3 separate regions of the Homo sapiens genome follow, and regions 1 and 3 are each linked to region 2. A link is a loop called in an ENCODE intact Hi-C map of the cell type or tissue named here. Cell type or tissue: IMR-90. All regions are shown on one strand.

Region 1 (8,000 bases), 500 kb before region 2:
ATGTGTAATATAAAATAAAAACCTGCTTCAAAAATGACAGTGATAAACTTGAACATTTTAATGAAGGTTAGTCCTGTTAATTTTCAGAAAAGAAAGATAGGAGCTAAAAATAGCTATTAATATGCAATAACAGCAAGACTAAGCATTTCTCATCACCTTCTAGCAACATAAGAATTCCTAGTTAGAATGTTGCAAGAAATGATTCTGACTTAAATGTAATAAAATGTCTGGTGTATATGACTAGAGGAATCTTCCTGTTGTTTCCACTTGAGCTTTGCTTGTTTTCATTCTGTTCTTTGAAATAGAAATGAAGTATATTCTCTGCTTGGTGACTGTGCATTAGTTGGGGACTGAGAATGAATTTGTTTGGATATTTATGACTGCATTGTTTAAGGAAGAAGAGATTGAAACTATGCATACACCAAGAGCCTGATGCATAATAGACTGATATTAACTAATTTATTAATATTCTTTGTGAAGCAATCATGAGAGATCCTTTTGTTTGGTTCAGTTTTTCTTGATTTGGGTAGACTCCTTGTGGTAAGATTGTGAAGTGTATAGACTGGGAATATATGTGTATCCTAGGCTGTTTATCTGTTTGTTTGTTTATTTGTTTTTCCAGATTTTTTTTGTAATTGAGATTCTTGAAGGTTTAAGCTCAGTATTACTCATGGCACATTTATTTCCCATGATTATCCATTGTTTTCTCCTGCAAGGTGAGAAAAATCTGGGACCAGGGAAGTTTCTTGAGATGACTGAGCTGTGTATTTGTAAAATATTCTGGAAGCTGTCTCACAAGTTTAGTGAAGAGGATTTTTAAAAATTTTAAATTGGTTAAACTGGATTCAAGACAGTAAGTACAGTCTTTAGGTCCTTGACTTGTACAGGTGATACTTTGATCCCAAGGGGAAAATATCCAAGTCTACAAACCTAGTACACATCTGGTCACTCAGAAAGCAGCGAGTTCAGTGAACACTGCACCTTGCGTAGATGAAATATGGTTAGTGAAAAATCAGTGGGGATGACACTATGTATGTTTGTACATGTATCTCTGTGAGCACAGAACAATGACTTACGCATGAGTCTAAATATCTTTAAAAATATACACCAGTGAAGTCAAATGGATCATAATGAGGGCAAATAAGTACCCAAAGGGAAATAAGAAAATGATGGGAAATTAAAGATCACTTGTACGACATTTGGTGACTTGAGATCCACCGGTAAATACACTACAAATCTTGTCTTTAAAAAGCCATTTCAAAGGAGTAATAAAGAGGTTCTGTCACAGCATAATGTAAAGAAACTGAACACAGTACAGGATTCTGCACCGGTGCAAAATCGGAATGCATTCTTTGAGTACATTAAGATGCATTGAGTACATTAAATAATTTATATTTTTTAAAGAAATATCCATAGCCAAACCAAGAAGGAAAGTTTCTTTCTTTTTTGTGTGTGTGTGTATCTTTTTTAAAGTATGTGCAATTGAATCTATTAATTACCCTGAGAATTTTAGTTTATTCAGAAATCACGATAGTAATCATATGAATCAAAGGATGTTTTTCTGTCTTTGTAATGCAGTATTAGCTTCCATATTTCTTTGAGTGTATTTTAGAAAAATCATGTTTCTTTTGCAAAATGCCTGTTTTATTTATTTTTTAATTGTAAAATGATTACGTGTCTTATTTTAGATTGAATAGACAATTTTTTTTTTCTCTCAGTGTCTGCAGAATGCTTGGATTTTCTTCTACATCTCAAAGCTCTTTTAATTCACTGCTCACAACCAAATTTACATCTTAATTGCAGAGTTCACATTTAACAATATAGACAGCATAATGCTACTGGTAATTAAGCTTTTACTACCTGCTTTTATACAGTATTCTGAGGCACAGTTTTTGCTATGTGAGTTCTGATCTAGAAACTTTGTATGCATTTAGAACACAAATAAAAGGAATTAGGCCTATATCTTAGATATAGCTAAATACAAGGCAGTGAAATTGCTTTCTTCTGTGGGGGGACCAAATCATGTCTGTCATTTTTATATTCTGAATTTTAATGTGGCTGCTCTATTTTAGTGTTTTGGTTTTTTAAAGACCTAGAAAATTTGAGAGGGTTAAGGGAGTTGAGTCCTAATTTAGTGAATTTAACATACGATGAATATCTGAACTAATTTATTTTGATCTCAAAGATTATACTATTTCTATCATGTAGGACTTAAGATGTAAAAGGTTGATAAGCAGTAGAGCTGAATTATATCAAAATTGTGGGTTTTTCACTCTCCATAAGGTAGCAGTTATCTCTTTGCCATAAATAGCTGGTATCTATTCCAATGTACATTTGCTAGTATAAAAAAATCCTGTAGATTAAAATAGGACCTAAGCAAACTCTTTGTTATATGGAAATTAAAGACACGGTGTACACAATTGAAGGAGGAAAAAACACACTTGTCCTCTTATATCCTCCTTTTATTTTTATTTTTTTGAACACTTTTGATTGAGAATTCTTAGTTTTGTAAATTATTATCTGTTTGAAACTAGTTCTTATAGTGACCAGACTGTGTGATGGTTTATAAAATGTTTCTGGGTTGATTTTTTTAAAGCATATAGGGTGCCTTATGTATAGAAACAAATGTGTACACTGTGTTTTATTTGAAAGCAGGATGTTTTGGGTAAAATCATATATAAAATTATATGCCTCCTAGTTTGGAAGCTTGTATTGAAATATATACATATAATTAAGAATACTTTTAGTGCACTGTTTAGTAATGCTCTCCCTACAAAAAAAAAAAAAAATGCTGTCTTTATTTTGTCAAAATGCATCGAGAGAGATTTAATTCGCTATTTACCCCCACAGCCCTCAGACTCCCCACCCCTAAAACTGAAGAAGCCAATTTGTCCTGCGGCTGTTTACCGTTGTTTTGAAAAGCTATGCGTTGTATCTATATGTAAAGAGACAGTCGCAGGTATAGAAAGGTTTACACATATAATTTACTTAGGCATTCTTTCAAATTGTATTGTCACTATCTCCTCTTCTGTAGTTGTGTAAAACTGCATTCCACCTCAGAGATGACGATCCCAGTTCACATGCTCAAACAATTTAGAAGAATGCCTTTATTATTATTATTTTTAATGCCCAGCATACATCAGGAAAACAGGAAAAGACATGATTAGGAATACATGAGAAAGTACAGCACCAAATAAGCCGCGGCCCCCGGTGTAATAAAAACACAGACAACGGCAGGACAAACTTAATTCTCTACCTTCCGCAGAATCCTTTCCCAAATTAACTGAGAGTCTGCGTGAGTTCTCCTTTTCAAGGCAAAAGAGATCTTAGGTTAGAAATCAAAGGCAAATCCCTCCAGTGCTTAGAGAGTTAAGTTAGTTATGTTTCTTTTGTAGCTTCCCAGAAGAAAAAAAAAAGAAAGAGAGAGAAGGGAGGAAAAAAAATCAAACCCGAGAGTGTGTATTGGGAGCGTTTCAATCGCTCCCTTCTCCGCTCCCTTTTTCTCTGCCCACTCTCAGTTTCCAGCCCCCTTCGGCTCTCTGCACCCTGCCTACCTGCCTGGCTCCTCTCGCTCCGTGCAGCCTCCCGTCGCCTCCCTCCTGATTGGGCAGAGGCCCCCCAATCGGCTGCGCGGCTGGGCCGGTGGGACTGCATATGTAAAGCCCTACTTCATATTAATAAGCTCCAATCGGGGCTTTAAGTCCTTGATTAGGAGAGTGTGAGAGCTTTGGTCCCAACTGGCTGTGCCTATAGGCTTGTCACTAGGAGAACATTTGTGTTAATTGCACTGTGCTCTGTCAAGGAAACTTTGATTTATAGCTGGGGTGCACAAATAATGGTTGCCGGTCGCACATGGATTCGGTAGAACTTTGCCTTCCTGAATCTTTTTCCCTGCACTACGAGGAAGAGTAGGTACCTTTTTTCTTTCCTTTTTAAACTCGTCGTGGGGGTGCGGGGGTGGGGGCGGACAGACTATATCTTTACACACTGATTCAGGTAATGCCCTGGGTATTTTGTGTGCACGACTGCTTGTTTGTGTCTGTCTTGTGTCTTTTGTGTTGAGGGTGATCTCCTAATTCAGTAAGTCGAGAATTGTTCTCTGACTACAATGTTACCTTTGAGGCAAAGCTCAGTGACTGTCAGTAAAACAGCTGTGTGACAGTCACTTCTTATTCAGGTGCTAAGAATAGGCACTTGGCACAAATGCTTAGTGAACTGTTAAAATGCATCTTTTACTAGGACCCATTTTCCCAAGGAAAGATGTTTTAAAATACAATATTCAAAATGATTTATACTATTGAGGGCCTCTTATGTATTTGCAGTTTGACAGATATTTTCAGCTCCTTGTCATTTCTTACCGCGCAGAGTTAGAGGCAAAATTGCACATTTACTAATTCTCCTTCAGAGAACAATTTAAAAGCTAGCCCTATGCAATTCTGAGCTAGAATAATGTTATTTGCATGGTTAGCGTTAAGTCAGCACTTAACTGACAAATCAGTCCATTAAGTAACATGAGATTTTCACACATTATAAATATTTAAGGGGGGAAAAAAAACTAAAGAAGAAACAGTAGTGACTTTAAAATTTTCCCCTTAAATACTGCTCAGAGTGTGGATTTGTCTCGTTTGTTGTGTCCAGAAAATATAGAAAAGTACTTTCGTTCTTACAAGCAGTTTAATTAGTATTTATGGATATCTTTATGCACATGGAAATATATATTTAGATTACTAAAGGGGGGGGAGTGAGTAGGGGGTACGAGAAGTAAGTTAGGCATTTTTGTGTAAATGAGTAGGTGATAAACTTAATTTCAACCTACTGTTAAGATAAAATGTTAGTATATCACGAGAGCTGTCACTGGTTTATCTCCCTTTCTGTTGAGTCAGTTATATTGCTTTGCTTTCACATTACAGTAATACCAACTGTTATAATTCTGAAAAGAGTGCCCTTGGCAAACATTTCTCTCTATAGATTGTGAAGAAAATATCAAACTCTAGAAGATGAGGTAGTGCATTATAGGTAGATGTCCACTAGCTGTCCTTAGTGACTGCATATTGCATTGCTTTGTAATTAAGTAAGAGATGAAAAGTGACTTGCAGTCTCAGTGGCTGCTCCTGTATGTTTGAGCGTGAGTGTGAGTGTGTGTGTGTATGCACGCTCACACATGCACATCCACCCACATCCATGCTCACACAGGGAATATTAGCCAAGAGATGGATTTAGGAGGAACTGAAAGATTATAAGGCTGTGCTTGCATCAGTTTGAAACACTCAAGGGAAGAAACAACCTTAAGATGTGTAAAAATAAAAATGAAAAATAAACAAAGGTAAGACTGCCCGCTCAAGTGTAGTTTGAAGGTTAGTGTACTTCGGGCTGTAGAATTGGAGAGTTTAAGACGTCTTCGTGTCAGGAAGAATGTCTTATCCAAGCACGCCCAGATTCTGAACTTTCTCTTGTAAATAAATAAAGAAAACAAACTTTAAAAATCCCCCAGAGGCTTCTTTTTGAAGTAGTTTCCTTGAATTTAACTTCTTATAGCTAATTTGAATAATTCGTTTAGATAAGCCTCTTAAAGCAGATGCATTTAAATGAAGTCAAGGCACATGTCCTTTTGGCTTTGGCGCAAGATTCAAACTAGCTTTCTTTTGGGCTCAATTAAAAGTCATCTTTAAAAAATACAGATTTATTGTCTGGATGCAGTTCTGATGGTTACGTGGTTCACTGGACAGACAGAAAGATCTAACGCTAAGCAACGCATCTGCCTCTCTGTCTCAATTAATAAACCACAGAATTTATACATGCTATTAATATTCATAGTAATTGTACCGGGTTAAACCCCATCACGTGTGTGTATACACAGAAATGAAACCAGAGTTATACAGTTTTAGGGGCAAATATTGGACAGTTTCTGCTTTGGAGGCTGTTAAAAAGATTCATACCATTTATTGACCACCATTAAGAGAGCTTAAAATGTTAACCTCTAACTATGTATTTTTTTATTTTAGGAAATGTGCCAGCACATTAAAGAACATAATACTTGAAAGCTTGTTTCACATTTAATAGCAGTAATAGCTGATAGCATAAATAGATGAAAATAATATATCTGCTCATTTTGACATATGTGTCAGTCTAATCATTCTAAATGAGTGTGCTCATCACATGAATCCCTTTCAACCTCTGATTAAAATGTAACATTGACTACAGGATTATAGAGCGGACTTAATTTTACTGACTGTTTTAACAGTTGTCACAGCTGTTGGAAGAAGGAAAGGCAACTGAAACACTCCAAAACAGACAAGGCGAGGAGGGAACAGTTTAGTAAATTTCAGCCTGATCACTGAAGTCCAGACATTGAAAATTTAAGTTTCGTGTTTTAAGATTCGTGTTTGGAGCTACACAAGTTTTATTTTGTATGTTTCACTCTTTCTGTTTCAGGGTTTTCATGTTTTTTCTTTTTCTCATCTCTTCTTTTTAAAATCTATACTAATTAAAAAACAAGACAATCCCAAAGTAATTCCATAATGTCAAATTATAGGTGATAAAATAGGCAGAAAGAAAAAATTTATACAGTAACAGTAACAACAACAAAAAAGCCGAGATCAGAGGGGATGCCTTTTTTTTAGGGAATGATAAGAGCTTGGCCAAGTCACTTTAGATGTGATATTATTTGAGAACTCTGAACAGACACTTTAAGTTTATTTTTTCAAGTAAGAATACTTAAACTCTAGACTTGGAGCTCACATGACTTTTCTTCATGTTTTGTTTTTTATTTTTTTTCCCTACAATCTTGAAAACACCTGCAGCCTTAAAGGTATGTGGTGTTGGTGGAGTTTTCAGATGATTTCTCTGTAAACTGCTTGAAGTGACAATCAGCTGCAATTAGTTGTGAGCATTCTTGAGCTGTAGTTTTGTAACCTTGCCCATTACATTACTAAAGTGAGCGGATTAATTCTATTTTCCTAAAAATTAAGTAATCATTGTACATGTTCCAAACTATATATAGTTGAAATGGCCAGATGACTAGTATTATGTAACATATGATTTTCTCCTTGAAGTAAACAACAAAAAAACAACTGTTCCTGAGTTAATGAAATATATATTGAATGGGAGTGGTGGATAAATGATGGGTACCCCATGTTCCACTAGCCCTTTGTGTCAGGGTATTTATGTATTACCCTATACACATTTGGTGGTAAGTTTAAAAATCCCTTTTTTATAGAAAGGACTAAGAAACAGCTTTCATTTCCTGGGCAGAGCTAAGGGTGATGGTGTTGGCTATTTCTTCTTACAGTGATGGTTTCTCATCTTAATGTGTTTATGGCACTGCTGCTTTATTTACTGAGCCTAGTGTGTTGCAGCGGTAATTAACCCATGTTATTAGCAAAGCCCTTGTGGATATCCATTAATTCTCTTGCATGGATGATCATTTTTCTAGTGTTTTCCCCAAATAAGGTATCATTGTTCTGTTTTTTTCCCTAAATTGACGGCATTTGATATATTTCTTTGATTTAATCTGACCTGTAATATATATTGGTCATTTTATAAAGAATAATAATTAACTCAGCTTTTAAAAATGCTAATAGAAGCAGGAGGAAAGATTTTTTTGTTGTTGTTCTTTTTAAAGTGAAAAAAGAAAAGAAAAGAAGGTTTAAAAATAATGCAGGAAATCAGCTTTAACTCTAAATTTTTCAGATCTTACAATTTATAACAATTTATATCTTTGAGGTATTTTAATCAGTTTTTTTCTTACTTAGTTAATAACACTTCAGGCATTTTTGTAAAATATTGAGCCAGCAGAAAAATACTTGTGCTTCCTGGCTGAGAAAAGATAAGGACCATCTCATTAGCCGGGCCATACTTTTGCAATTAATTTTAGATACCTGGTGCTATTCATCAAAGAAGGAAGCTAACTTCTCTATGATTCTATTTAACAATACTTTTGCAATACCTCACTCCTGCAAGAATTACAGACAAAGAAGAAGCCATTCTTTTGGAAGGTAGGC
Region 2 (8,000 bases):
ACTTCTGGTTGTTATTGTATATACACCAACATTGGCTATATTGAAAATGTGTAACAATTGACTAAGATATATGGGATTCCATCAAGTATAAGAAATTTTTGTTTTTTAAAGGAAAAAATTCACATGTAATGTAAATATATACAGATATGCAGTATAGGAAAACAGCTATGTCCTAATGTTAAAACAATGTTTTTGAAAACAAAGTAGATTCAAAATCATTTGAATCTACTTTGAAATCTAGGCACTGTGGTAGGTTATTACAAATAGAAATGTTTACATTTATAAAAATTACATTCCAATTATAACAAATGGAAATTAAAACATTAATTTTCAAAATATACAGTAGATTATAAGTAACTTATTATTATGAAAGGGGAAGATACAAGTATCATATTATTTCTTCATCAACTTGGAAAATAACCTCACTTCCTTATCTGCCTGGTTCACATATTCCTTACCTTCTTCATGCTCTATTTGTTGGATATAGCAAGGTTTGCTATATTGTTTTCTCTTGGTTTATTTGCTACACAGTTTTTTGTATTCCCAAGGGCAAAATAAATAAAATAAAATAGACCTCGGCCCTAAACTACACAACCAACAACAAAAATCCAGGCAACACAACAATGACTTTTTGTGACCAAGCTGGAAAATCATTTGCCTGTTTCCATCTAAGTGGTTTATTCTTCAAAAGTTACTGACCAGAAAAAGGGGGCATGTATTTTAAAAAGCTGATCCTAGTGCAAACATTACTCCATTTACCTCTGACACATAAAGCAAACATGATTTAATCAGTATCGAAAACAATGAAGCAAAAAAAATCTGCCCACTGAAAAATCAATAATGCAAAAAAGTATATAGTGTTTGTCTAACCCAAAAACAATGAGACAAAAATGGGCCATATTTAATTCATCTCAGTTGGTAGTGGAGACCCATATTTGACACCCTGCACTTACTGGCACTGTCCTCAAGTTGACCTGTGACTATGACTACTCTCCCCCATAGCCCCCAGGACTGCTCCAGTTCATCTGGTACCCCACAGTTTTCTTACATAACAACCACACATCACAACCCCCAAAAGTTTCTTCCCTAATGATATACCCTCTCTATATTCTATGTTACCTTGTTTTAAGCCTTAAGGAGTTAGTGGTATCACTATTTGTCCCATTTACTAGCTGACACACACTGAAGTTGTCCATAGAGGGTAGGACACCAAGGCTGGTTAGGGAGAATAAAGGCTCAGACTTCTGGAGCATAAAATACAGGGAAGTTCTTCTATGCCCAGATTATTTTTGGTTTTACTGCAAATGTTCTACATTTCAGCACTAGGTTATAGATTTGGTCCAGTAATCTTTTCACAGGCCTTTATCCGATTGATCTCAATTGGTCTTTTCTCTGAGAACCAGGTCAATGACTTCAGATGAAAGCAGATAACTTCCTTGTCAACTGATTTCCTTTTATGGTGTGATAATGGAAAAATTAGGGAGTGTGCCTCATAGATTCCCTCTCCTCAGTGACTCTTTGTCAGACAGCTGGCTGTCATCTGGGGTGACAGGGTAAATGGGCCACAAGCCTGTCATCATCTGGCAGCCAAGGCAGGGCTTTCTCACAAGGCAGTGGCAGATTTCCAAGAAAGAAAGCAGAAGCATGCAAAGACACTTGAGGCCCGAACCGTCAGGATGTTACTTTTACCTTATTCTACTGGCCAAAGCAAGGCACGAGGCTTAACCATGTTTGGAAGTGGTGGGGAATAAACAGACTCTCCTTTTGATGAGTAGAACTAATTATACAGTTAGCTGCAAAGGACCTGCACAGAGGGAAAGGTGAAGAGTTGTGATTTTTGCAATCTCCTATGGCTGCCAAACTATATATTCTCTCTTAGTATAGATGATATATGATCTGATAAGAAGTATCAGTTTTTATATATTAGTAGCATTTATTCAACGTGATGTAATAGGAATAACATGCAACTGGACATCAGGATATCCAGGTTTCAGTTTTGTCTTTTCCACTAGACCAGATACAGTAGCTTCCTATTATTGGTGGAATAAATTATCTCAAACTCAGTGGCTTAAAACAACATGAATTTTTATTATCTTATAGTTCTGGAAATCAGAGGCTCTAAATGAGTTTCACTAGGCTAAAATCAGGCCTGTGTTTCTTATGGAGATTCTAGGAAAAAAAAAAACATTTCCTTGATTTTCCCAGCTTTTAGAGGCAACCTACAATCTTTTTTTTTTTTTTTTTTTCTGAGATGGAGTTTTGCTCTTGTTGCCCAGGCTGGAGTGCAATGGTGCAATCTCGGCTCACCACAACCTCCGCCTCCTGGGTTCAAATGATTCTCCTGCCTCAGCCTCCCGAGTAGCTGTGATTACAAGCATGCAGCACCACCCCCAGCTAATTTTGTATTTTTAATAGAGACAGGGTTTCTCCATGTTGGTCAGGCTGGTTTCAAACTCCCAACCTCAGGTGATCTGCCCGCCTTGGCCTCCCAAAGTGCTGGGATTACAGGCGTGAGCCACCGCACCCATCGTACATTCTTTAGCTCATGGCTCCTTCCTTCATTTTCAAAGCCAGCAGAGCAGTGTTTCCTTGGACCTCTGCTTATGTCCTTACATGTTTTCTCTCTGACTCTTACCCTCCTGCCTTCCTTTATAAGGACCGTAGATTACATTGGGCATTCTTGGATAATCCAGGATAATCTCCCCATCTCAAAATCCTTAACCACATCTGCAAAATTCCTTTTACCAAGTAAGGTAACATTCACAAGTTTGGAGGATTAGAACTTGGATATTGTTGGCGTGGGCATAATATGACCTGCTCTACCAGAGTTCAGCAATCTATAGCCTGGGGGTCAGCCACATGTTTATGTAAATAGAGTTTTATTAGAGCACACCAATGTTAATTCTTTACATATTTTCTGTGGTTGCTTTCCTGCTACAGCAGCAGAGTTGAGTTACAATAGAGCTCATATGGCCTGCAAAGCCTAAAATATTTACTATCTCATCCTTTATAGATAAAGATTGCTGACCTTGTAACTAGATTTACTGTCACCTTGGACAAATTAGTCTCACTAAGCATAATAGAATCATAACTTTATAGACTGGGAAAGAACCTTAAAAGTAATTTTGGTTAAACTCTACCCTATACATTTCTCTGCGTAAATCACCTTTTCAGAAAAACTGGTGAATGGCCATTCAGCTTCTGCTCCAAAACATGGAACTAAAAGGAGCTCACTGTCTCATGAAGTAGCTCATGTTTATTTCAAACAGCTGTAATTCTTCAACAAATAGAAATATATTATTTATATTGACCAAAAAGTTGCAGTCTTTTGACTTTCTTGCCTAGTCTTATTTATGCCTTCTGAGACCATAGAGAATAAGTGAAATCTCTCTTCTATCTGTGAGCACTTTAAAAATTTGATTCTGCTATCATATCTGAAAGTTATTTAGTTATTTGCATAAATATGTGGAGTGTCAACAAAGGAGAAAGAGACAGTGTTCTCAGATCAGAACCTTGCTGAGCAAGCTGCCTGGACTTAGCTGTCACTATTGCATGGATGCAAGGGAGTCACTGCCCCTGGTCCAGCTTTTATGAGTTTCTCTATTTGTGCCTGGGAAATTCACCAAAGAGGGTGGGGTTGCACACTGTTAACGTCTCCCTTTCAGATGAGGCACTCGTATTTCCTTGTTCAATAAGCCATGTAAATATGGCTTTCAGTTCACACAGCGTGGATGCCCAAGCCTCAAATCCCTCTCCTATAATTCTGATTCCATCTCCAAGAGAATTCAGATGCTGTTAGTAGTCTGTAACTAAAGCGAAACTAAGAAGCTCAATGAAACCACAGCTCCTCTGTTAATCGGGGAAAACCAAACTCCTCTAGAGGGCACTGTAGCACTCACCGAATTCTGTGAACTGAGAACACTGGTTTAAGAGAATCTGAACAGATACCAGCTCTTAAAGAAAACTGTCCATTCCCTGGGAGTGAGGTTAGCCAGGGGGACAGAGTTAAGCCAATAAAAAGGGGCTCAAAAGAGCTAACTTGTTACTAGAGCTACAAACCATGTTTGGATTAATCTCCGGTGTCCTATCCTAAGTCTAAAGCTTCCCTGGTGCTTTATTCACTATTAATTCCTGTATCCGACAATATTTACTGAATCCTTACTGTGTGCTAGCCTTTGTGTTAGGGACTGATGGAAAAAACTAAGACAAAAACAAACAAAAAAACTCTGCCGAATTTCTCCAATTTGCCTTGAAGTCTCATTCTCTTTTGTTTATTAATAATCCTTATCTAAAATCCCTTAGCAATTGGAGATCTCTTTCTCCTTCGTTCTTTATGTTGAATGATGTCTTCATCATCCCCATTAGCAAGTTAGAAGACCGGGAGTAACTTTATACCTATCCTCCCTTCTCTTTTCAATTCGGCCTCCCATTCTACCAATTTTACTTAACATTTCTCAGGTCTATCCTACTCATTTCCATTGCTCCTTGCCACTGCCCCAAGGTAGCATTATCTTACTTCTGCTCACCTTTCCAGGTTTATCTATCACCATTTCTCATTATGAATTTACATCCAGGAGTACTGAGGTGCTTGCAATTTCATACCCTCTTCTGCTTTTTCTTTTTTTTCTCTATTTTTGCCCCTCCCCGACTTCCCTGGCTTATTTCTACTCATCTTTTAACGTTCAGCCCAAGCATCTCCTCCAAGACTTCTACTTAAAATTACCCTTCCCATCCCTTCTTCTGCTACCAGACTAGTTAAGTTGCCCCTTTTCTGGACCTTTAGAGTCTGGATACATCTTTATTAATGCTGTTTCCGTTTTTTCTTGCATACGAGATTGTGAGCTCCTTGAGGACCGGGGCAATTCTATAAGATTCATCTCTACATCCTTGATGTTTATTCCAGTCCTGGAACATAGCTGGCCCTCAATGAATGTTATTTATGTCAATCAATATTTAAATCAATTTGATAGTACCCATGAGCTGAGGCCCCATAGAGAGGAGGGGTGTACAAAGAGAAATGTCAATAAATTGACCTATATATCTTGGGATATATCTCTGGGCCTCCTACAGCAGTTCTCCCTCAGATGATGAATTTTCTGACAATGATGTGCATTACTGAAACATATTCCTTTCATTAATAGTTAGGTTTCAACAGTAATAATTAGGATAACCATTTCTCTCACTGTTTCCACAACTGGAAGAAATTCCTAAGAAAGGAAGGTATATGAAATTTGTGATGTAGGAGACAGAGGCCAACTTCTTTCCCATTGTAACCAGCAAATACTGAGTTATGTAAGGGTCCAAAGAGAACTATCATAGCAAAGTGCTGGCAGAGATTAGTGATGCTTTACTCCTGTTTTGTTTACCATAATGAACTGGTCAATAAACATCACAAATTGTTTATCTATATAAATCTTGACAGATTACTCTTTATGAAATCCATTTAGCAAGCGAGGTTTTCCCATAAGGATGAAAAATGAAGATTTTAAACAGATTGCGGGAGAAGCTCTGGCTGTACCAAGAGAGTCAGTGTAATAAAGGTTTCTTTATATTAATATTACAAAAACCATTTATCCTGGCAAAATCAATATTGCAATTCATCTTAGTTTGGTGTTTCTCTTTCTAAGCTTAAAATGTCTTTTCCTTTATTATGTATAATTTTGTTTTAATAAATGTGAAATATATTTCATTTAGGAGGTACTCTTGAGGAGGGATAACTTATAAAATGACATCAAATTTGTAGCTTATTTGCTAAAGAGTCTTGGAAGTGTTTAAAATTATATTTGAGTGGCTGAGAAATCTAAAGGAATCATTTTGCTTAATCCTTAATTACAAAATTATCCCTGTGTCCTTTGGGGTAAAAACAAACTACAATTTTCAGAAAAGTCTTCGCTTGTGAACTTCATTTAGGAAAAATTCTCTCTTACTGAAGTCAAGTGATTATAACAAGTCAGATAAGTTGACTATAACAATGGCTTGGATAAGAGACTATAAAATCAAGAATAGACACATTTAATTGCTCAAAACATTGCGTGCTTTGGCTGGAAGAAAATAGAACTACATCAAGGAACGGAATTATGTTATACATTGGAAGCTATTACTCTAAATGTACTGTATGTAAAATAAGTGTGATTGTCTCATGAGTGAATGGTAATAAAAACTGAAATACTCAAGAGACACTTATTCATGAGTGGTGCAGTTACACATACATATATACACACACACACACACACACATACATTGAGAGAAGCTTTTCTCTTATTGTTTATGCTCACTAATATTATATTAAAAGCCTATAAACAATAGACTCTACATAATAGCCTATAAAGAAATTAAGAGCAAATCAAGTATTTTTGCATCTATAATTCCATTTTAATTATAATACATAATTTTCTTCAGCTCTAAAACTTAACCTAAACAAAACATCTATTTGAAATGGAATTCTGATGTAATGTGTATAGATAAAAGACCTAATATAGTTGTTTGAAGGGGGAAAATGTCCTTTTATCATGACCATAAAAACGGCAAACTACAGTACAGTGGTTTTCAAGAAAAACTGTACTTTATTTATTCCCAAGGGGATATTAGTCCATAAAACAAATTTGCAGCTTATTTGGCAGTCTTAGCTTTTATCAGCCTTTTTAAGGGTGTTGAATGATTACCCAAGAGATCACACTGTAAAAATGGCAGTGGGGAAAAGTAACTCCATCCGTTCAGCATCTTTATTAGAATATATAGGTGAATCCATTTGATGTTGTTTTAAACGTACCACAAGGAGAGTACCTTTTAAATGGTGAGTGGTCTTCTTACATGTGCTGTTTTGCTTCTCTAATACCTCATGGCACCAACGTTGCTTATCCTAATTAGTGCCATTGGCATAGGCTACATGTTTGAATAATTCACTGTGAAGAAACAAGTTTTAGTTTCTATCATGGCAAAATGCCACTACTGGTATTTTTACAAGCAACTTTGGGTCCAAGAAATTTAAGTTGCACTAAAGTTATCTTACTATATTTATGTCATTAGCATCTTTTCATAAATCAGAATAATGCTGTATTCTCCAACCATTATGGATAACTAAGTTTAGTTCATAAAACAGAAAATGAAATATAACCCATATTAAGGCATCAAAAATATTTGAACCTGTCTTTCTCAAGCAATTTTCTTAGTGAAATTTAGTCTTCATCGAACTAACTATAGAATTTTAAGATTTTTAGGGAGAGCAATGATTTACCCCTGATTTTCTATTTCGCAATTGGAGAGTCACTTGAAAAGATAATTTTATGGGTACCTAATCTAAATGTTTAGCTGACAGGAACACTGCTTTTGTAAAAGCAAAATTTACAGCATTCTTAATTGAACAACTGGATTCAAACTAATCCATAAGATATATTGTGGGATGTAAAAAAGCAATATAATATCTTTTTTTGCTATTAATTAGTTTATAAAGAGAAAGCTTTATACGGGTTTTACCAGGAACAGTAGTTTTATAAAGATCTTTTCTATTTTCCTTTATTTTATGTTGATTCTTTGTTTGTTTAGCTCAAGCATTCTTTTCAATATATTGGCTAAAACAAGCCGTCTTACTCTACAATGCTATTGGTAGGTGTAACTTATACTATGAATTATTAATCAAAACACTATTCTCTTTGATGGTTTATTTGCCTTGTTTTCAGATGTCAGCCTTGTAATTGTCATCTCTCAGGAGCCTTGAATGAAACCTGTCACTTGGTCACAGGCCAGTGTTTCTGTAAACAATTTGTCACTGGCTCAAAGTGTGATGCTTGTGTTCCCAGTGCAAGCCACTTGGATGTCAACAATCTATTGGGTTGCAGCAAAAGTAAGTGAACTCTGGTTCAGTGCTGGTGTGTGAAGCAGCATCATACAGGGGACTGCATCTCATTGTTTTCTTTCTCCATTTAGAACCCATCAGAAAGGCTTAGTACAATGTGAAGAACGTAGGTAAGAGATGGAAAAAAATACACTGAATGAAATATGTC
Region 3 (8,000 bases), 350 kb before region 2:
TGCCCAGGCTAGAGTGCAATGGTGCGATCTTGGTTCACTGCAACCTCTGCCTCTCAGGTTTAAGCGATTCTCCTACCTCAGCCTCCTGAGTACCTGGGATTACAGGTGCCCACAACTACACCCAACTAAATTTTATATTTTTAGTAGAGATGGGTTCTCGCCATGTTGGCCAGGCTGGTCTCGAACTCCTGACCTCGGGTGATCCACCCACCTCAGCCTAATAATCCATAATACATAATAAAAACCCTGTCAATTGATCATGCATATTTTTTCTTCATGATGTGTAATAGCTAGCTTTCATTGTTGCACTTCCTCTGTAGACTTAGCCCAGTTGGCTAAACTACTTGATGGCTTTAAAGTGATGTAACTGTATGTCTGAATTGTTTTCCACCAAGATCTTAAATCAAGTCACTCAGCTATGGTCTTTTTCCGCAGATCTTCATGATGGACAAAACTCCATTGTCACAAACTCACTAGCTCTGACTTCTGGGTTGGAGAATATGTAGTGTTTTGTTCAATATATGAGGACATATTGCTAACAGTGAATACATTCCTTGACAAGCATGAAAAGCAAGTTTAGGGAGTCTACAAACTCAGTCAAGATTTATTCTGTCAGCTTTCTTGGCTCTAACAATTTTAGTGATGTCCAAAAAATGTTCCCTCTCTCTTTAGCTTTTGCCTGTCATTGTTTCTCTCTCTCTGCCTGCCTTCTCTTCACACTTCTAATAATATCAGATTAAATGTTCTCATTGGGTTGGAATTGGATGACAAACGTGAGGATATAATTAGTGTCATATGCTTTTGATTTTCTACTAAGATTTTTAATTTTCAAAATTCTTATAATGAAAGAGGTTTGAATGTATCTTAGATGACCAGAAAAAATGTGGTCACCTTCAACTGGAAAACTATTCTGAAGAAAATTTTGAAGAGAAAGAGATGAAAAAAAATAAATCATGATGAAAGTGGAGAGAAGTAGAAGGCATTAAACTTTATTAAATATAGATGCAATAAAAACAGAACATTAGAAATTAGATAAACAAAGGAATACATCTGCTGTAGGCATGGAGTGCTTTAAAAGCAGCAATAAAGAAATATAACTTCTTTGTGAACAACATGCATGGCAATTTTCAGTGAATGCTTAATAACCTTACCTAACTTTTTTGGGTTTTGATATTTGTTTGTTTAACCTATTTAACTTTTCTCAAAGTTGTCTCCTGATGTTATTTACACTATATTCTGATACTTCAATATGACAATTCAGGCTTTATCTAGAACCAAGTATTTGTGTGTTCTCCTAAAAGATAATCAACGCTTAAAGTAGTATTGTTAAGATAATATGAAAAATTGTTTTCCTAATAATCTTTAACATTTGAGTAATATATTCACTGTAAATATTCACATAGAAATAGATCTGCTTTTCCCAAATCGTTTCATGTAACTCAGATAACCCACAGCTCACATATTCTGCGTGACATTAATCGGTATTCCAAAAAAACTGGAGCTCTGGTTCAATTGGTTTGCAAAACACTGCATGTGCTATGTAGCTTCCTCTTAGAGTTTTACAGAGCCCGTCGCATATTAATGGCTCTGAGGGGGCTTAAATGAAATAGTAATACTGATGATGCTGTTAAACCAAATCTATTTCCTAAACAGTTTGAGACATGCCAAAATATGTACAACGAATTACATGGTTGAACTTCTTAATGAATACTTTTACATTGTTATATCAATTAAAGTACAATGTAATATTGCAAAAGAGTGTCTCCTCACTTCTGCTCCCAAGCAGTCGTCCTTATATTTGGTAGGGACTTATATGGTCCTGTGCTAAACTTTACAATTATAGTCTGGAAACTAGATTGACAAGCTCTTCCCTATCACTTCCTGATATTAATGAAATTTTCCTATATTTGTAATCCCATTCATTCCCTTGGCTTTTTCCTTAATCTTTTAAATCCGCTGCCAGAAAATCCCCTTTGAATCTTGACCCAACCCATCACTATTTGGGAAAAAGTTCTATTCCTGTCAGTCTACTTTTGCCCACTTTCCAGCTTCACCCTTTAGCCCTCTTTAACATTCACTTCCTTCGACATCCAAGCATTTGGAATTCTTTGGGAAGCTCTTCTTTTCCTTCCTTCTTTCCTTCCTTCCTTCTTTCCTTCCTCCCTCCTTTCCTTTCCTTTCCTTTCCTTTCCTTTCCTTTCCTTTCCTTTCCTTTCCTTTCCTTTCCTTTCCCTTCCCTTCCCTTCCCTTCCCTTCCCTTCCCTCCTCTTCCACTCTTCTTTCCTTCTTTCCTTCCTTCCTTCCTTCCTTCTTCCTTCCTTCCTTCCTTCCTTCCTTCCTTTCTCTCTGTCTTTCTCTCTTTCTTTCTTTCACAGAGTTTCACTCTTGTTGCCCAGGCTGGAGTGCAATGGCATAGTCTCAGTTCACTGCAACCTCCGCCTCCCGGGTTCAAGCGATTCTCCTGCCTCAGACTCCCGAGTAGCTGGGATTACAGGCATGCACCACCACGCCTGGCTAATTTTGTATTTTTAGTAGAGACAGGGTTTCTTCATGTTGGTTGGTCTGGTCTCAAACTCCCAACCTCAGGTGATCTGCCCGCCTTGGCCTCCCAAAGTGCTGGTATTATACAGGCGTGAGCCACTGCGCCCGGCTAGGAAGCTCCCCTTTCTATCCTGTGTTCAGCCCAAACCTGCTCTCAGTTTTCTCACATATGAGAGGAAATACAAATTTGTGCCAAAATGTAAATAACATTCCCCTTGAGACATTGACATTTTGATAGAGAACAATTCTTGCGTCTCTCAGGACTGAATCTGTGTAGTGTAATTCTGGCCTCCCTCCTCCCCAGCACATAGGTGCTCTTTATTCAGCTCAATTCCACAGGTCCATCCTGAGGCCTCTGGCAGACTGGAGGGAAGTTGGATAGCTCTTGGTCTACTCAGTCCTACACATTGAGCTTTCAGGGCTGACTGATGAAAAGGATGCTAAATGCCAGGGTCTTTAATTTAAGAAACTATACTAGCACCAAATAGCGGCTTCTTTGTATTAATCTACATGGAAATCTGCCTTTTCTTTGATGTGCAAATAGTGACCCTGATGGCTTTGCATGAAATGTCTTTCGGATCTGTCATCTGCTGACAGATTTGGTTTTCAACCTCTGGCAAGTTTGATTTAGCCACCACTTATTTACATTATTTGAGTACCCCTGGTCCATTCTGCATTCTACTGTTTGTCACCTATGTGCTCTTGGGGGATACCATCTAGGTATTTGATTGGTCTCAAACATAGCTACCTTAATAGTAAGCCGGTGCCTGTCTTTGCTCACAGGGGTGCGTCTTGACAGAGTACGTGGAGGTCGGCAGAAGTACAAGCGCAGGATAGATGCGGAGAACAGCCCATACCTGAACCCTCAGCTGGTTCAGCCAGCCAAAAAGCCATGTAAGTACAGCAGATGTGTCTGGCTTCCCAGAACACGAAATCCTCCCAGTTGGCTCTATGTACATCAGCTTTGGCATGCCCATCCCTACTGACTCCAAGGAGACTTCTCTTTGTTGGAGAACAGTGGCTCTATTCCCAAAGATTGTCTGTGAGGAGCGACAGCAACTCAGCTTATTATCTCATTTTTTCTTTTAGAGATATCTGTGGTTTTCTCTCTCCAGCCTTTTTTTAACCTAGTCATTTTGTGGAAGCATAAGCATATTAATACATAGCTTATATAGTGTGAATTTTACATTTACTGGTTATCTTTATTTGCAGAGGTACATAAAATGGATCATACTGTGATCATTAGTTCATTGGAGCTCTTAGTTTCAGATTTCACAAGAAAGTGATTTTTGTAGTTTTCACTAACTAAATGAATTTGACTGCTCAACCTCCCAATGAAAATACATTAGGGGCCTCATTAATTTGGAGCTATAGAAGTTTAACACACTAGCTAGCAATAGATTAAAACAAGAATGGGCACTACTAATAACAAGCATAGGTGGCTGGTTCCATCTGAGATGCCCTTATGGACGGTATGAATTGTTTTTAAAGAGCTCATGGTTTTATGGAGCCAAGTTGCAATTTGAAAGGATGACTGGTACATTGCTAAAATGCAAGCCCCATTCTTTTTGTCATTAACGAAAAAGAGTTGGAATATAGATTGAGGCAATCACTGTATCCTATTTTCTGAAAATCAGTTAATAGTTGTAGTGCAACAGAACTAGCGTTTTAGGATGTTTATGAATAGGGATCCTACTGGGCATGGAGGAGCGCTTTGGTGAAAACGGTTTTCCAATTTAGCTGTCTTTTTCTAAGAAGACACAACCAGCACTCATCAGAGGAAAATGCATCTGTAGCAGTTCTAGGAAAGACATGGGTAATTTTTGATCTGCCTTCAGGGGAAGAGAAGATGTCCACTTCTAATTCAGATTCTCCAGGAGGGGTCACTGCTGTGCATCATACATATGTGAGCATATGGAAATCTGTTAAATAAATAAAACAGACCCTGAACTGTAAATGAAAGGACATTTTAGCTATGTCAAAGGAAAAACAACCAGTTTTACATAAAATTAAAGCTTAAGTGAACATATGGCATAGTTTCCTTTTGCCTTTCCAAAAAACATTATGTTGATTATACCTTCAATTGTCCAATCTGGCATCTTCTCCTCAGCCTGCATAAGCTGTTTGGCATTCTGCAAATACAATCGAGGACTGCATTAAACAGATTTTGCACATTATAATAAAAAACCTCTCTGATAATACAATAATATGCAATAAACACTAATGCTTAATTTCATTAGAGGTTTAGTTTTTCTGAATTCACTAATATACAGACTGCCCATTTCTCATTTATTTTATGCAAACATTGACTGAAACCATTGATAATTTCCTCTACTGAAAGAAAAATGAGCACCAGCCCATGTGTAAGTTGAAATGATAGAGGAGCATCTATGGTTTTCTTCGTAAACCTGAGAAATTGGGAAGTGGCTTGTCAAGTACCTTTAAGAAGATTACAGCAATTTCAGTGAGCTCCATTTGTCTCAGATAAAGAGGACTCCTAATAAATCATTACTCATTATCTAAAGGCCTCTGTGTTAATTTTCTTTAGTCCATCCAATTAGTGTGTTTTTGTAACAAACATTTATAAAACTTAATTTTCAGATCCTGTCAGATAAGTGTCAAGAGACTGTGCCTGAGCTTTGCTGAGAAAGTGGCTGGGGAGGTTTCTGGACCCTGACTGATTGTGTACTACAAAGAACCAAGAATGAAAATTGGGTTCTATTGATTCTAATTAGGGAAACATTAAATAAGATTTACCTAGAAACAGTGCTGCCGGCTATTCCATTTTCTGAATGATGGGAATTTCTAAGCTTCAACCAAATTTCTCTGACCTCTCGTGTCAAGTATCCATTGACTTGGATAAAGCCAGTGCTATGTTCCCTGTACTAAAAAAAAAACAACTAGAATCATGATTACTTTCGGATATATTTTTATGCTCTTTACTATTGGATTTTCTTCTAATCCTGAGAATCTAATGGTTGCTGACAGGTTTTGTTGCATTGTCAGAGCAATGAAAGTTGAAACTTTTCCAAGCATAACTAAAAGTATGGGGTGTTGTTTCTGTAGCATACAAGAAAAATCCAAATTAAATATTAAAAAATTAATCTCTATTTAATTTTTAATTCTTTTCTAGTCAACGTAGTATTTGGGAATATTTCCTCCCAAATCTGCCTACTCAATTTGATGATGATAGAATATTATCTGTTGTGTATTTGAAATAATTATAATTAATATGGGAGCCATATTCATAAATGTTTAAATGTTATGTTAGAAAAAGTGCTAATTATAGCTTGGACAAGCCACATTCTTTCATAAAAGGAGATAAAATGAATGCTATATTTAACTCTAAGTTATGTGAAGTGTTTTTATATTGGGTTAAAAAAGTTAAAAACTTAGAGCGAGAGGCAAAGAGTCTGATAAACACATTGGGAACTTTGGCTGTGTTCACAAGAACCTCATTTAAAGTCCTGGTTTTCTACAGTAATAGTACATAGAACATTTAAATATGTGGGTTTATTCTCACCCGTTTGTATCTCCTCACTTAGAAGAAAGCATAAAATCTTAAGCTACATATAGAAATTGAAAATAGGGCCAACAAGAAAAATCATTCTGTTACCAAGACTTTACAGCCCCTTCCATAAACCCTCACATGCCCCTGAGCAATAAAACACATTTGATGTGATGCTTTCCATTTGTCTCTAGTGTTTATTTTTTGAAGGATTTTTAAAACATATATCACAAATTTCAGACAGATAAATCTGAACCAGAGAATGAACTAAGGACAACTGATGAAAATAGAGGATTAAAGAATTTGACACACAGAAGAGAAAATGACTGTAACATTTAAGGAGGAGTATTTTTATGGAAACATATTAGCTGTATTTGGAAGACTGGCTGGGTGTGTGGGGAGGGGGAGAAAAAAATAAATTCCTATTTAATGCATCCCACGGAGATAGAGTTATATAGTCAGTAATTCACCAAGGCAGAAGGGCTCTGACCTTTGCTCTTCTTTAAAGGAATTAAGACAATTAATGACTTTCATGCCCATTATGACTATAGGCATTAGTAGTTCTTTGCCTCCTGTGTTATGATCTATATTTCAATAGTTTACTGGGGGTTTTATTTTAAGCTATTTTATACCATTTAATCTACTTCACCAAATCCCACTTAAGAATCAAAGCACAAACCCAGAAAGCATCTAACTTCTCTTATCTGTTTGCTATAAAAATTTTCACTACAGGACAGACGCTTCATTCCAGCAAAAGCAGGTAGAGCAAAGAAGAAAAAAAAAGACTACATTCTATCACGACTGCAGTGGCATATGTCTTGCTATGAGTTTTCCTGCACACCGTTTAATATATACCTATTGAGCCATAATTGGAATATTTAGCGTTTATTGTAGGATATTTGGATTGTTTTTCAAAACACAAAATGCTCTAGGGTTTATAAAAGAGGGATGATACTACTAGTGATCTTGTAGTGCTCTGGTCTGATCCTGCAGATAACAAGATTGTCTCACATTTGTTGGTGGCTGAACCGGAGAAGATCTATGCCATGCCTGACCCTACTGTCCCCGACAGTGACATCAAAGCCCTCACTACACTGTGTGACTTGGCCGACCGAGAGTTGGTGGTTATCATTGGATGGGCGAAGCATATTCCAGGTACATTTTCTGAAAAGAAAAAGAAAAGAAAAGGTTGCAATTAATTCCCTAGGTTATGTATATAGATTTGGGTGAATTCAAATTTTTCTCATTTAGACTTAAAAAAACCCTTTACATTTATTTTTAATCATAATTTAGAGTTTTGCATATCCTAATAGAATCCTTAGACTTTATATTATTTATATTGGTACCACCTTGAGTTCTTGTTAGTTTTTCATATGTACAGGTACTACTGCCAGTGTAAGCTAACGAGAATATAAATTTAAAACATTTCTTTATCCTTTGTCAAAATTCTTACCTTTTTCCTAGCAAATACTTCTACTTTTTCTTTTCACTTTAAAAAATGTTTTTGTCAGCGGTAGCCTAATGTACTATTTTCCCAACTAAGAATCACTAGTTTTGTTCATAGTGGCTAGTTATATCCTATTGCTGGTCATATTCACAAGCTTTGCTTTGGCTTACAATCAGATATTTATCTTTACAGATAAATTGTGAAAATAAATATTAAATGGACATGGTAACTTTTCCTATATGGTAATTTAAAGTTAGCATTTAAAAATATTTCTCTTCTTTTTTTCTTGACCCATCCTGTAATATGAACAAATATGTACATGCTTGTAAGTTTTGAGAATTTTAGTATTCTACTTGAATTATTTTTTATTTGTTTGGAGTTGAATTTTCAGATAGTTTATAAACAAGTTTTTGAATGATGAGCAATGTTTTTCTGGTACAGTTAACTTATTTCTGTCTCCTTAAACTAGTTTGTCTTTATGCTTTGAATGCTACAGTAATTTCT

The links. Hi-C counts contacts between places; a loop is a spot of excess contacts. Peaks named below come from ENCODE experiments on the same cell type or tissue, not always from the same donor. Only the 100,000 strongest peaks of a DNase experiment are listed, where the experiment ranks them.
Region 1: a loop joins it to region 2, with 3 times the contacts of the local background. A loop is called at or near these places in 3 of 110 quality-filtered maps.
Region 3: a loop joins it to region 2, with 8 times the contacts of the local background. A loop is called at or near these places in 4 of 110 quality-filtered maps.

The regions. Positions count from the first base shown.
Region 1 is chr1:216,719,152-216,727,151 of GRCh38, reverse strand. ESRRG (estrogen related receptor gamma) reads left to right here and starts at 3,723. Exons shown (of 7, transcript NM_001438.4): 1 at 3,723-3,908. The coding sequence starts at 3,853. In IMR-90, no CTCF peak of the experiment used is centred here; no DNase peak of the experiment used is centred here; H3K4me3 peaks cover 1,350 bases.
Region 2 is chr1:216,217,227-216,225,226 of GRCh38, reverse strand. USH2A (usherin) reads left to right here. Exons shown (of 72, transcript NM_206933.4): 15 at 7,677-7,840. The region is part of intron 2 of USH2A-AS1 (USH2A antisense RNA 1); the gene reads right to left. Among named protein-coding and RNA genes, the nearest start is that of USH2A-AS1, 28 kb to the right of the region's middle. In IMR-90, a CTCF peak has its summit at 3,874 (motif pointing right); a DNase peak (open chromatin) is centred at 3,876; H3K4me3 peaks cover 541 bases; H3K27ac peaks cover 1,003 bases.
Region 3 is chr1:216,563,423-216,571,422 of GRCh38, reverse strand. It overlaps ESRRG (estrogen related receptor gamma), which reads left to right. Exons shown (of 7, transcript NM_001438.4): 4 at 3,325-3,435; 5 at 7,043-7,204. Among named protein-coding and RNA genes, the nearest start is that of USH2A, 140 kb to the right of the region's middle. In IMR-90, a CTCF peak has its summit at 4,423 (motif pointing right); no DNase peak of the experiment used is centred here.